Linked DNA regions of Homo sapiens: region 2 is linked to region 1. The links are chromatin contacts, found by Hi-C or POLR2A ChIA-PET in ENCODE. All regions are on one chromosome and are shown on one strand. The core of a region is the stretch at or near the end of the contact, and the rest is flanking DNA. Distances in the headings are between cores, read along the strand shown.

What was found. A loop is a pair of places that touch in the nucleus more often than their neighbours do. ChIA-PET counts read pairs that join two places held with the same protein, here RNA polymerase II (POLR2A). Pooled maps may share reads with other maps.
Region 2: a loop to region 1 is called in a pooled map, with 2.1 times the contacts of the local background. The contact joins two enhancer-like sites. A Hi-C loop is called at or near these places in 2 of 50 pooled maps. POLR2A ChIA-PET finds 5 or more read pairs at or near these places in 5 of 52 experiments (GM12878, Panc1, WTC11 and 1 more).

The regions. Positions count from the first base shown.
Region 1 is chr19:6,651,522-6,656,857 of GRCh38, forward strand. No RefSeq gene overlaps it. Among named protein-coding and RNA genes, the nearest start is that of TNFSF14, 16 kb to the right of the region's middle. Within about 2 kb of position 2,935, at least 3 of the 41 ENCODE cell types and tissues checked have a DNase peak (open chromatin) inside an H3K27ac peak, as active enhancers do.
Region 2 is chr19:6,547,659-6,553,606 of GRCh38, forward strand. No RefSeq gene overlaps it. Among named protein-coding and RNA genes, the nearest start is that of TNFSF9, 20 kb to the left of the region's middle. RefSeq lists an enhancer at 4,239-4,308. Within about 2 kb of position 4,446, at least 4 of the 41 ENCODE cell types and tissues checked have a DNase peak (open chromatin) inside an H3K27ac peak, as active enhancers do.

The sequences.
Region 1 (5,336 bases), core at 1,685-4,184:
TTTGGTCATCTCAGGCTGTTATATATTTTCTCACCTTTGATGGAGAAGTGACAACTTCTCTGTGCCTGGATTTCCCCATCCATAAAATAGGAGTCAAAATAGTACCTCCCTGCAAGGTTATTGTGAGAATTAAATAAGTTAAAGTGAATGAGTAACACTTATCATGGTGCATAGTGAGTACTCCAGAAATGTGAAGTATAATTAATATTACTATTACTTAAAAACAACAGCACAAGTATGATGATGAAAGGCGACTGGCATTCAGCCTCAGTGTGAGAGACAACTGGGAGTGGTGGGGACTGTGGTGAGCTGCTGAGCCCATGCCCTATCCAAAGGAGACAGCCACTATCCAACCTGGGCTGTTGTCACAGCTTCTACCTCCCCAAGAAAACCCAGAAATCTGGATTTGTCCATGTCTATGTGAAAATTTTCTTTTTTCTTTTTTTTTTTTTTGAGATGGAGTCTTGCTCTGTCTCCCTGTCTGGAGTGCAGTGGTGCAATCTTGGCTCACTGCAACTTCCACCTCCTGGATTCAAGCAATCTTCCTGTCTCAGCCTCCCGAGTAGCTGGGACTACAGGCACATATCCATATGCCTGGCTTGTGGGTGAAACACCCATAGGGTTTCACCATATTGGTTAGGCTGGTCTCGAATTCCTGACCTCAGGGGATCCACCCACTTCAGCCTGCCAAAGTGCTGGGATTACAGGCGTGAGCCACCCACGTGCAAAATTTTTGAATATTTATATAATGGTTACCAATTCCCATTTAAAAAACACACTAGATGTGGCCTGTGAATGTAAGGCCACTTTTGATGTAATAACTGAAAAGAATCAGAAATTTAAATGTGCACATGATTACAGCATGCTTACAAAAAGAATAGCTACGAAGGATTCAAGAGCTCACTGTGGGCCAAGCTCTGTAAAAGTACCTAAGGGTTCAAGCCATGTAATCTCACAATAAGCAGGGTAAGGTAGAGGCCACTTTTCATCGTCTTTTAAAGATGAGGAAACTGAGGCCCAGAGATGCCAAGGATGAATACTAAGGTCACCCATCTGGGAAGTGACAGAGTGGGGATTTGACCTCAGGGGGTCTGGCTTGTAAAGGAACATAGAAAATATCAGAACCCTCAACCTCTTTGTGCAAAAGGGAAGGCTAAGCTTGGAGGCTGAGTCATTGTCACATCCTCATCCAATGAATAGCTGTCACTGGTTTTATGTATCAGCTATATCCCCCCACCCCCAAAAGTAAAAGGCCTCAGGCATCTATGAAGGGCTAATCCCCACAGATCTTTCCTCAGGAAATTCTTTGCTGGCTTCCTATAAACAAGAACATGAAAATGTTAACTTTAGGTCTGCAATCTAAAGCTAAAGTCTGTTCCATTTCACAGTGACAACGTCAATTACAAGCTTATCTTCCCAGGTGAAAGACAAAGACAAGACAAGATTAGTCATTGCTCCCTTCCTCTTCAAACATTCACCTTAGCTTATGTAAAATGTAGATTTACTGGGCACTAACTAAAGTCTCATAAGAATGTAAGGGTTTGCCTTACTGCCTACCTGCCTTTCTTCCTCAGTGCCATTCCCCTCTTTAAGGAAATGTGTAGGCCGGGCACGGTGGCTGATGCCTGTAATCCCAGCACTTTGGGAGGCCGAGGCAGGTGGATCACCTGAGGTCAGTCAGGAGTTCGAGACCAGCCTGGCCAACATGGCAAAACCTCGTCTCTACTAAAAATACAAGAATTAGCCGGGCATGGTGGCGGGCTCCTATAATCCCAGCTACTTGGGAGGCTGAGGCAGGAGAATTGCTTGAACCCAGGGGGTGGAGGTTGCAGTGAGCCGAGATCATGCCACTTCACTCCAACCTGGGTGAAAGAGCAAAGCTCCGTCTCAACAAAAAAAAAAAAAAAAAAAAAAAGGCCGGGCGCAGTGGCTCAAGCCTGTAATCCCAGCACTTTGGGAGGCCGAGGCGGGTGGATCAGGAGATCAGGAGATCGAGACCATCCTGGTTAACACGGTGAAACCCCGTCTCTACTAAAAATACAAAAAAAATTAGCCGGGTGTGGTGGCGGGCGCCTGTAGTCCCAGCTACTCGGAAGGCTGAGGCAGGAGAATGGCGTGAACCTGGGAGGCAGAGCTTGCAGTGAGCCGAGATCCCGCCAGTGCACTCCAGCCTGGGCAACAGAGCGAGACTCCGTCTCAAAAAAAAAAAGAAAAGAAAAGAAAAGAAAAGAAAAATGTGTAAATATGAAACCTCCTGAAACTTCTTTGGAAAAACAGCCACAGAGGCAACTGTGGCTGGTGATTTTCCCAGATGTGTGCTAAAGCTGGCTTCAGAAACCTTGATCAATTGACTCTTGCCCCTGTCTCACATTCTGGTCATCAGGCTCCAGGATAAGAACCATCCTGCTTCTCTGCAACGATGCGTCTCAAGTGTTCAAATGCTGTGGCATTCCCCAGGAGGAACATAGCGTCCTACTATGAGATTAATCATTTGTTTTCTTGGCCAGGCATGGTGGCCTGTAATCCCAACACTTTGGGAGACCGAGGCAGGTGGATCACCTGAGGTCAGGAGTTCAAGACCAGCCTGGTCAACATGTTGAAACCCCATCTCTACTAAAACTACAAAAAAAAAAAAAAAAAAAAAAATTAACCAGATATGGTAGCGTGTGCCTGTAATCCCAGCTACTCAGGAGGCTGAGGCAGGGGAATTGCTTGAATCTGGGAGGCGGAGGTTGCAGTGAGGCAGGATCGCGCCACTGCACTCCAGTCTGGACGACAGAGTGAGACTGAGTCTCAAAATAATAATAATAATAATTTGTTTTCTCATCATTGCTTCTTTACTTCTACCACCTCTTGGTCTTGGCAAGAGATGAAGAGGGGGGAGGATTTCCTGCCCAGGGGGTGGGGGTAGGGTGAGGACGGTGGACTTCAGGTCCTGAGGAAGAGCTGATGGTGGTGGTGGGTTGGTGGGTGCGGTAAGGAGGCAATCTGAAAAGAAGCTGGAGCGCAGGAGGCGAAAAGAGGAAATGAGGTAGATAAACTTCTCAGAAGTGAAAAGTAGGTTAGCAGCCTGGTATAGGAGGTCTCTGTCCCTATACTTTATTGAAGGTCAAGTACGGGTGTACAGTCTCTTGTTGCACCAGCTTCTGTCTTTGTGGGGTTTTTCCTTGTTCTCCTCCCATCTTTTCCTCCCCTCCCTGTCTTTCCTTTCTCTCCTCTCTTTCCCCTTCATCTCCTTCCCCTCTCCACTCCTCCTCTGGCTCTCCCCTTTTTTCCCTCTCCATCCTCCTCCTCCTCCTCCTGCCACCTCCTCCTCCTTTCCCCCTCTTTCTTCATCTGCCCTTCCCCATCTCTTTCCATCCTCCTCCTCACCCACGTCTCCTTCTTCCTCTCTCTCCAGCTCCTCCAGGTTGAGAGACGCCTCCCAGAATGATTTTTGGAGGCTAAACTTAGCAAGAGGTTCCATCCCCACGCGGAAGTTGGTAGCTGCTGGTGACTTTTATCAATACATGCTCTCCACACCTTGGTTTCCTCATCAAAGCCACAGAAACAGAAAGACTGTGATGAGAGTGAAGGAAACTCCAGCGGGGGTTGGGGCCAGGCGCTGGGGGCTCTCCTACCTCCCACCAGCCCAGCAAGGGCAGGGAAGGCAGGAAACTGCCCTGAATCCACTGCGTACCCTTGGCAGAGGTAAAGGGCATCCTTGCCTCTCTCGGTCCACAGTTCTGCGTCTAAGATGTGCAGACAGTAACAGCTCCTGCCCGAAGCCAAAAGATGCATATAAATGTATAACTCACACAAGACGCCTAGGCCTTGAATAGGCCGGGCACGGTGGCTCAAGCCTGTAATCCCAGCAGTCTGGGAGGCTGAGGGGGGTGGATCACCTGAGGTTGAGAGTTCGAGACCAGCCTGGCCAACATGGTGAAACCCCGTCTCTACTAAAAATACAAAAAGAAAAAAAAAATTAGCTGGTTGTGGTGGGCGCCTGTAATCCCAGCTACTGGGAGGCTGAGGCAGGAAAATCACTTGAACCCGGGAGGCAGAGGTTGCAGGTTGCAGTGAGCTGAGATCACAACATTGCACTCCAGCCTGGGAGACAGAGGGAGACTCAGCCTCAAAAAAAAAAAAAAAAAGAAAGAAAGAAATTCATTTATGTTTCATATATACCTTGTACACATAGACTGAAGATAATTTCATAAAATAGTATTAATAATTTTGTGCATGACACAAAGTTGGTGTACACTGAACCATTTGAAAGCAAAGGTCACTGTCTCAGCCACCCATGTGGACAATCTGTGGTTGCTTGGCATCATCATCATTCCTTTTATTTATTTATTATTTTTATTTTTATCTTTTTTTGAGACAGAGTTATGCTCTGTTGCCCAGGCTAGAGTGCAATGGCGTGATCTCAGCTCACCGCAACCTCCACCTCCTGGATTCAAGCGATTCTCTTGCCTTAGCCTCCCAAGTAGCTGGGATTACAGGCACGTGCCACCATGCCCAGCTAATTTTGTATTTTAGTAGAAATGAGGTTTCACCATGTTGACCAGGCTGGTCTCGAGCTCCTGACCTCAGGTGATCCACCTGCCTCGGCTGGAATTCCAAAGTGCTGCGTTGTAACCGGGCAAGTTATAGAGAAACGCCACACTCTTAGACTAATTAAGGAGTCCTTTATTAGCCGGCGACTGAGAGATGGCTAGCGCTCAAAATTCTCTCAGCCCCGAAGAAGGGGCTAGGTTTCTTTTTATACCTTGGTTTAGAAGGGGAGGAGGGAGCAGAGCTGAAGCAATTTTATGGAAGCAAAACAGGCAAGAAAATTAAAAAGATAAATGGTAAAAGGAAAACAAACAGTTCCAGGTGCAGGGGCTTTAAATCTATCACAAGGTGATAGACGCGGGGGCTTTGGGTGCTATCAACCGGACGAATTCCTGGGAATTGTGGATATAGCTTGTCACAGTATCTTATCAGTAATCGCATTCTTGGATGTGCTGGGAGTCAGCTTAAGTCCTTGAGGAAGGGGGGTGGGTGAGGGACTGCAAATGAAGGAGCCAAAATGGAGTCTGTCTGGCTTTCTCAGCTAAGGGAGGGTCAATCAGGTTAAAAACAAGGTAGGGTATGACATTCCCCACTCGTGTTTTGGGGAATCGAATCATTGATTCCTCGGTTATAACAAGGGGGTTATATTGGGTCCTAAGATACATAAGTTTGACAGAAGCTATGCGCTGCTTTATAAAGTTAAGAACCCATTTAATACACAAGGCCTGAAGACTAACAAGAGGAGGAGAATGGGTCCTGCCAATCCAGTAATGAGAGTCGTCAGCCATGGATTCCAATTA
Region 2 (5,948 bases), core at 3,196-5,695, 100 kb before region 1:
GGGAAACGAAGGGATGGGCCGAAATAAAGGGGTGGGTCTGGCTAGTTATCTGCAGCAGGAGCATGTCCTTAAGGCACAGATGGCTCATGCTATTGTTTGTGGTTTAAGAACGCCTTTAAACGGTTTTCTGCCCTTAAAGAACACCTGGTGGGCCAGGTGTTCCTTGCCCTCACTCCAGTAAAACCACAACCTTCCAGCATGGGCGTCATGGCCATCATGAATATGTCACAGTGCTGCAGAGATTCTGGCTAGTTTTGGGGCCAGTTTATGGCCAGACTTTGGGGGGGCCTGTTCCCAACACATTTATAAGTGAGAGCATGCAGTATTTCACTTTCTGTTTATGAGTTGTTTCACTTAAAGGTAATGGTCTCCAGCTTCACCCATGTTCCTGCAAAAGACATGATTTCATTTTATTTATTTATTTATTTTTTGAGACAGAGTCTCATTTTGTTGCCCAGGCTGGAGTGCAGTGATGTGGTCATAGCTCACTGCAGCCTCAAACTCCTGGGCTCAAGTGATCCTCCTGCCTCAGCCTCCTGTGTAGCTAGGGCTACAAGAGCGAGCCACTGGGGCTGGCTAATTTTTAAAATTAATTAATTACTTGCTGTGTTGCCCATGCTGGAGTGCAGAGGTGTGATCACAGCTCCCTGCAGCCTTGACCTGCTAGTCTCAAGGAATCCTCCCACCTCAGCCTTCTAGGTGGCTGGTACTACAGGGGTGCACCACCATGCCTAGCTAATTTTTGTGTGTGTGTATATATATATAAAATATACATATATAACATATATTTATATTTATATATATTATATATTTATATTTATATATTATATATAAATATATATTTATATTTATATATATTTATATATATATGTTTTTGTAGAGACAGGGTCTTGCTATGTTGCCCAGGCTGGTTTAGAACTCCTGAGCTCAGGCGATCTGCCTACCTTGGCCTCCCAAAGTGTTGGAATTACAGTTGCGAGACACTGCACCCAGCCTAAATTTATTTTTGTCTTATATTTCTATTTAATATTTGAGGTTGAATATGATGAATAGAAATACAAGCGAAGTAAATAATTTTAAATAATAAAGGCGGGGCATGGTGGCTCATGCCTGTAATCCAGCACTTTGGGAGGCCAAGGTGGTGGATCACTTGAGGCCAGAAGTTTGAGACTAGCCTGGCCAACATGGTGAAATCTTGTCTCTATCAAAAATATGAAAAGTGAGCTGGGCATGGTGGCACGTGCTTGTAGTCCCAGCTACTCAGGAGGTTGAGGCATGAGAATCGCTTGAACCCAGGAGGCGGAGATTGCAGCGAGCCAAGATGGCACCACCACACTCCAGCCTGGGTGACAGAGCCAGATTCTGTCTCCAAAAAGAAAGAATAAATGTGTAAAAAAGAATATTTAATATTATATACATTTATAAATAAACATGTTATTTATATTTTATATTATATATATTTTATTTTATTTTTAACTTTTATTTTTCCAATATATACACTTTTTAAAAATATGCCACTGGCCCTTGAGAAAAAATTTATTTGCACTGCTAGCATTCTTCTACTGCAGTATTAGCATTTCATATAGGCACTACTCTTCCATTTCCTACTTACATTCATTTGGGCTATTGTTACAAATACAGTATGCAATTGAAGAAAACTAATGGGGGGCCCAGTGTGGTGGCTCACACCTGTAATCCCAGCACTTCTGGAGGCCGAGGTGGGCGATCACCTGAGGTCAGGAGTTGGAGACCAGCCTGGCCGATATGGTGAAACTTCTTCTCTAAAAGTACAAAACTTAGCTGGGCATGATGGTGTGCACCTGTAGTCCCAGCTACTTGGGAAGCTAAGGCACAAGAATTGCTTGAACCTGAGAGGCAGAGGCTGGAGTGAGCCGAAATTGAGCCACTGCACTCCAGCCTGGGTGACAGAGCGAGACCCTGTCTCAAAACAAACAAACAAACAAACAAACCAAACACCAAACAAAAAAACCCAAAAAACAAACTAGTGGGGAAACGAAGCTTTATATATGTTTTTCCTCTTTACAGCTTCTCAATATCATGCCATTTAAGTGAAAATTTATATGGACATTTTCTGTACATATCTTGAAGGGCAGAGATTACACTGATAAAACCAAAATAATTGTGCAAGGCTGGGTGCAGTGGCTCATGCCTGTTATCCCAACACTTTGGGAGGCTGAGGTGGGTGGATTACCTGAGGTCAGGAGTTTGAGACCAGCCTGGGCACCATGGCGAAACCCTGTCTCTACAAAAAATATAAAAATTAGCCAGGCGTTGGTGGTGCACACCTGTAATCCCAGCTACTCAGAGGCTGAGGCAGGAGAATTGCTTGAATCCAGGAGGCAGAGGTTGCAGTGAGCCAAGATCGTGCCACTGCACTCCAGCCTGGTCAACAGAGTGAGACCCTGTCTCAAAAAAAAAAAAAAAAAAAAAAAAAAAAAAAAAATCCCAAAGCATTTAATTTGACCAAAAACCTCTGTAAATAGAAATACTCAGAATGTTCTTTAGTTAGCTCTCTCTCAAATATCAAGGGTGCACTGAGTTCAGGGCAGAAATCACGTGTGAATTAGTTCCAATGGTATACAAACACATGGAAACACTAAATTAAAAGCTGCCTTCCTCAAAGTGTAGTGAGGCCTCAAAACCACTCTAACTGTAACCTCAGTCACCAAGACAGAGGACAGACTGAACATTTACCTCTGCATAACAAATGTGGCTCTGGCACACCTGTTATCTATCCAAATTATTAACTTTCTTTGCCTTTCTAGAAAAAGGCCTATTATTGAACATTAACCATATTCTAATTTTAAATGTAATTCATTTCTTAAAAAAAACCACTGTCTCTGAACAGATAAAAATGGCTTACATAGGCCAGGTGCAGTGGCTCACACCTGTAATCCCAGCACTTTGGGAGGCCAAGGTGGGTGGATTGCCTGAGCTGAGGAGTTCGAGACCAGCCTGGGCAACACAGTGAAACCCCATCTCTACTAAAATACGAAAAGCTGGGCATGGCCGCGTGTGCCTGTAATCCCAGCTATTCGGGAGGCTGAGGCAGGAGAATCACTTGAATCTGGGAGGTGGAGGTTGCAGTGAGCCAAGATTGTGCCACTGCACTCCAGCCCAGGCGACAGAGCAAGACTCCCTCTCAAAAAGAAAAAAAAAAAAAAAGGCTTACGTAATACTGTTACAGAATCTTTAGGGTGTCACATTTCTGGTCGGAAATATCTGTGTCCCCTGGCACCTTTGCCAGAGTTCTTGTCTTGTGTCCAGGAAGAATGAGTTACACAGGGAAGTGGAGGGTGAACAGGATGAAGAGGAGTTTTATTGAGTGTTAGAACAGCTCAGAGAAGACCAAAGTGGGCAGCTCCTCTCTGTAGACAGTTCATTCCATTGAGTGCTCAGCTCTCAGCAGAGAGGAGACCCCAGAGAGGGTAGTTCCTCTCTGGTCCTCCTGATGGCTGCAGGTCTCAGCAGAGAGGAGGCCTTGGAGAGGGTGGCTTCTCTCTGCCCAGCAGGTCATCCCATCCTCACTGCAGCTTTCAGCAGAGAGTGTAGCTCCTTTCTGCAGCTGGTCGTCAGGTCATCTCCAGCTATTAGCACAGAGAGTGGCTTCTCTCTGCAGCTGGTCATCTGGACGTCTCTCTTTTTCTCTGCCCTGCTCTGGCTGAGCCTGGGGCTTTTATGGACCTCAGAGGGGATGCAGTGTGTGCCGACTGGTCCATTAACAGCCATGCATGGGCCTGGAAAAGGCATCACAAGTCCCCACTCTGGTCCACAGGTCTGGTGGCCCTCAGCCTTCAGGCCCTCCCTGGCCTGAAGGTGGGGTCTTAGCGAGGACTTGCTCCCTTCTGCCAGGAATCAGTCTGCCTCCTGCTGCCGTTCATGGCCCCAGGTTGGACCCTGACTTTGCTCCAAGATCAGAGCAGGCGCTGAGAGCAGGGAGAAACCAGGCAGTGGGAGCAGGTGCTTTGGAGCCTGCAAGGGCAGGGGGGCCTCCCTGGCCCCCCAAGAGCACAGGGAGGCTTGAATCTGCGGCCACAACTTGGGCGGCTGCAGAGGCCCAGGATGCAGCTTCAGGTGCTCCCCCTTGCAAGCTGGGGCGGGGATTCCTGATCCTTGCCGGGCCTGGGCTGGCGCCCAGGGCAGGGGCAATATCACCACGAACTGCCCCTGTTGCCCCGGCACTCAGGGGCAGCCTGTGGGGAGCTGATCCTGGCCCCAGCCTGGCCACGGGGAGTGGCAGGCTTGGTGGTCGCTCTGATGCGGGGTGGACCCCAAGAACACGGCTGGCAAGCCCTGCACAGAGCCTCCTCCTGATGCCTAGGAACCCTGAACCCTCTGCGGGGTGGGTGCAGTGGCTGCGCGGCTGGCTAGTCCCCAAAGAGGGCGCTGCTCCCTCTTCCTGCCCCCGCCCCCAAAGCACGGCCCCAGCTCCACATCCGGGCCCCTCTCTGCCCGACCGCGCTGCTCCAGCAGGGCGTGGGCTCCAGAGGGCTGTGGGCTGCGTGGCCGGGGAGCTGTCAGCCTCCTCCCTGGGCCCTCCCTGCAGCAGCCATGTGATGGCAGCAGCCAGACAGCCCACCACAGCCATCAATACCACACGAATTTTCACAATAAGCTGGACAAACTTTCCCTGGTGGAAAAATTAGTCTGTGGCCGGGTGTGGCTGGCCCTGGCTCTCCCAGGAGGTTTTCATGACGTAACCTGCCAATTTGATAAATCTCTGCCTCATAGAGTCACAAACGTTCTTCTCTAGATGAGAAGTTCTCCATGATTCCATAAATATAAATTTTAAAAAATTTAACCTGGGGCCGGGCGCGGTGGCTCATGCCTGTAATCCCAGCACTTTGGGAGGCGGAGGTGGGTGGATCACCTGAGGTCAGGAGTTCAAGACCAGCCTGGCCAACATGGTGAAACCCTTGTCTCTACTAAGAATACAAAAATTAGCTGGGCGTGGTGGTGTGTGCCTGTAATTCCAGCTACCCAGGAGGCTGAGGCAGGAGAATCGCTGGAACCTGGGATGCGGAGGTTGCAGTGAGCCAAGATCACGCCACTGCACTCCAGCCTGGGTGACAGAGCAAGACCCCGTCTCAAAAAACAAAACAAAACAAAACAAAAAAAACAAAAACTAACTTTAAGTTCAGGGGTACATGTGCAGGTTTGTTATATGGGTAAACCTGTGTCATGCGGGTTTGTTTTACAGGTTATTTCACCCAGGTGCTAAGCCTAGTATCCATTAGCTATTTTTCCTGATCCTCTTCCTCCCCCAACCCTCCACCGTCTGATAGGCCCCAGTGTGTGTTGTTCTCCTCTATGTGTCCATGTGTTCTTATCATTTAGCTCCCACTTATAAGTGAGAACATGCAGTATTTGTTTTTCTGATCCTGCGTTAGTTTTCTAGGGATAATGGCCTCTAGCTCCATCCATGTTCCTGCAAATGACATGATCTCGTTCTTTTTTATGGTGCATAGTATTCCGTGGTGTATATGTACCATATTTTCTTTATCCATTCTACCATTGATGGCCATTTAGGTTGGTTCCACGTCTTTGCTATTGAGAATATGCTGCAATGAATATATGCATGCACGTGTCTTTATAATAGAATGATTTATATTCCTTTGGGTTTACACCTAGCAGTGGGATTGCTGGACTGAATGGTAGTTCTGTGTTTAGGTCTTTGAGGAATCCTCACACTGTTTTCCACAATAGTGGAGCTAATTTACATTCCCACCAACAGTGTAAAAGCGTTCCTTTTCTTAGAAGACAATACCTTTTTTTGTTGTTGTTGTTGTTGAGACGGAGTCTCCCTCTGTTGCCCAGGCTGGAGTGCAGTGGTGTCATCCCAGCTCACTGTAACCTCCATCTCCCGGGTTCAAGCAATTCTCCTGTCTCAGCCTCCCAAGCAGCTGGGATTACAGGCTTGCATCACC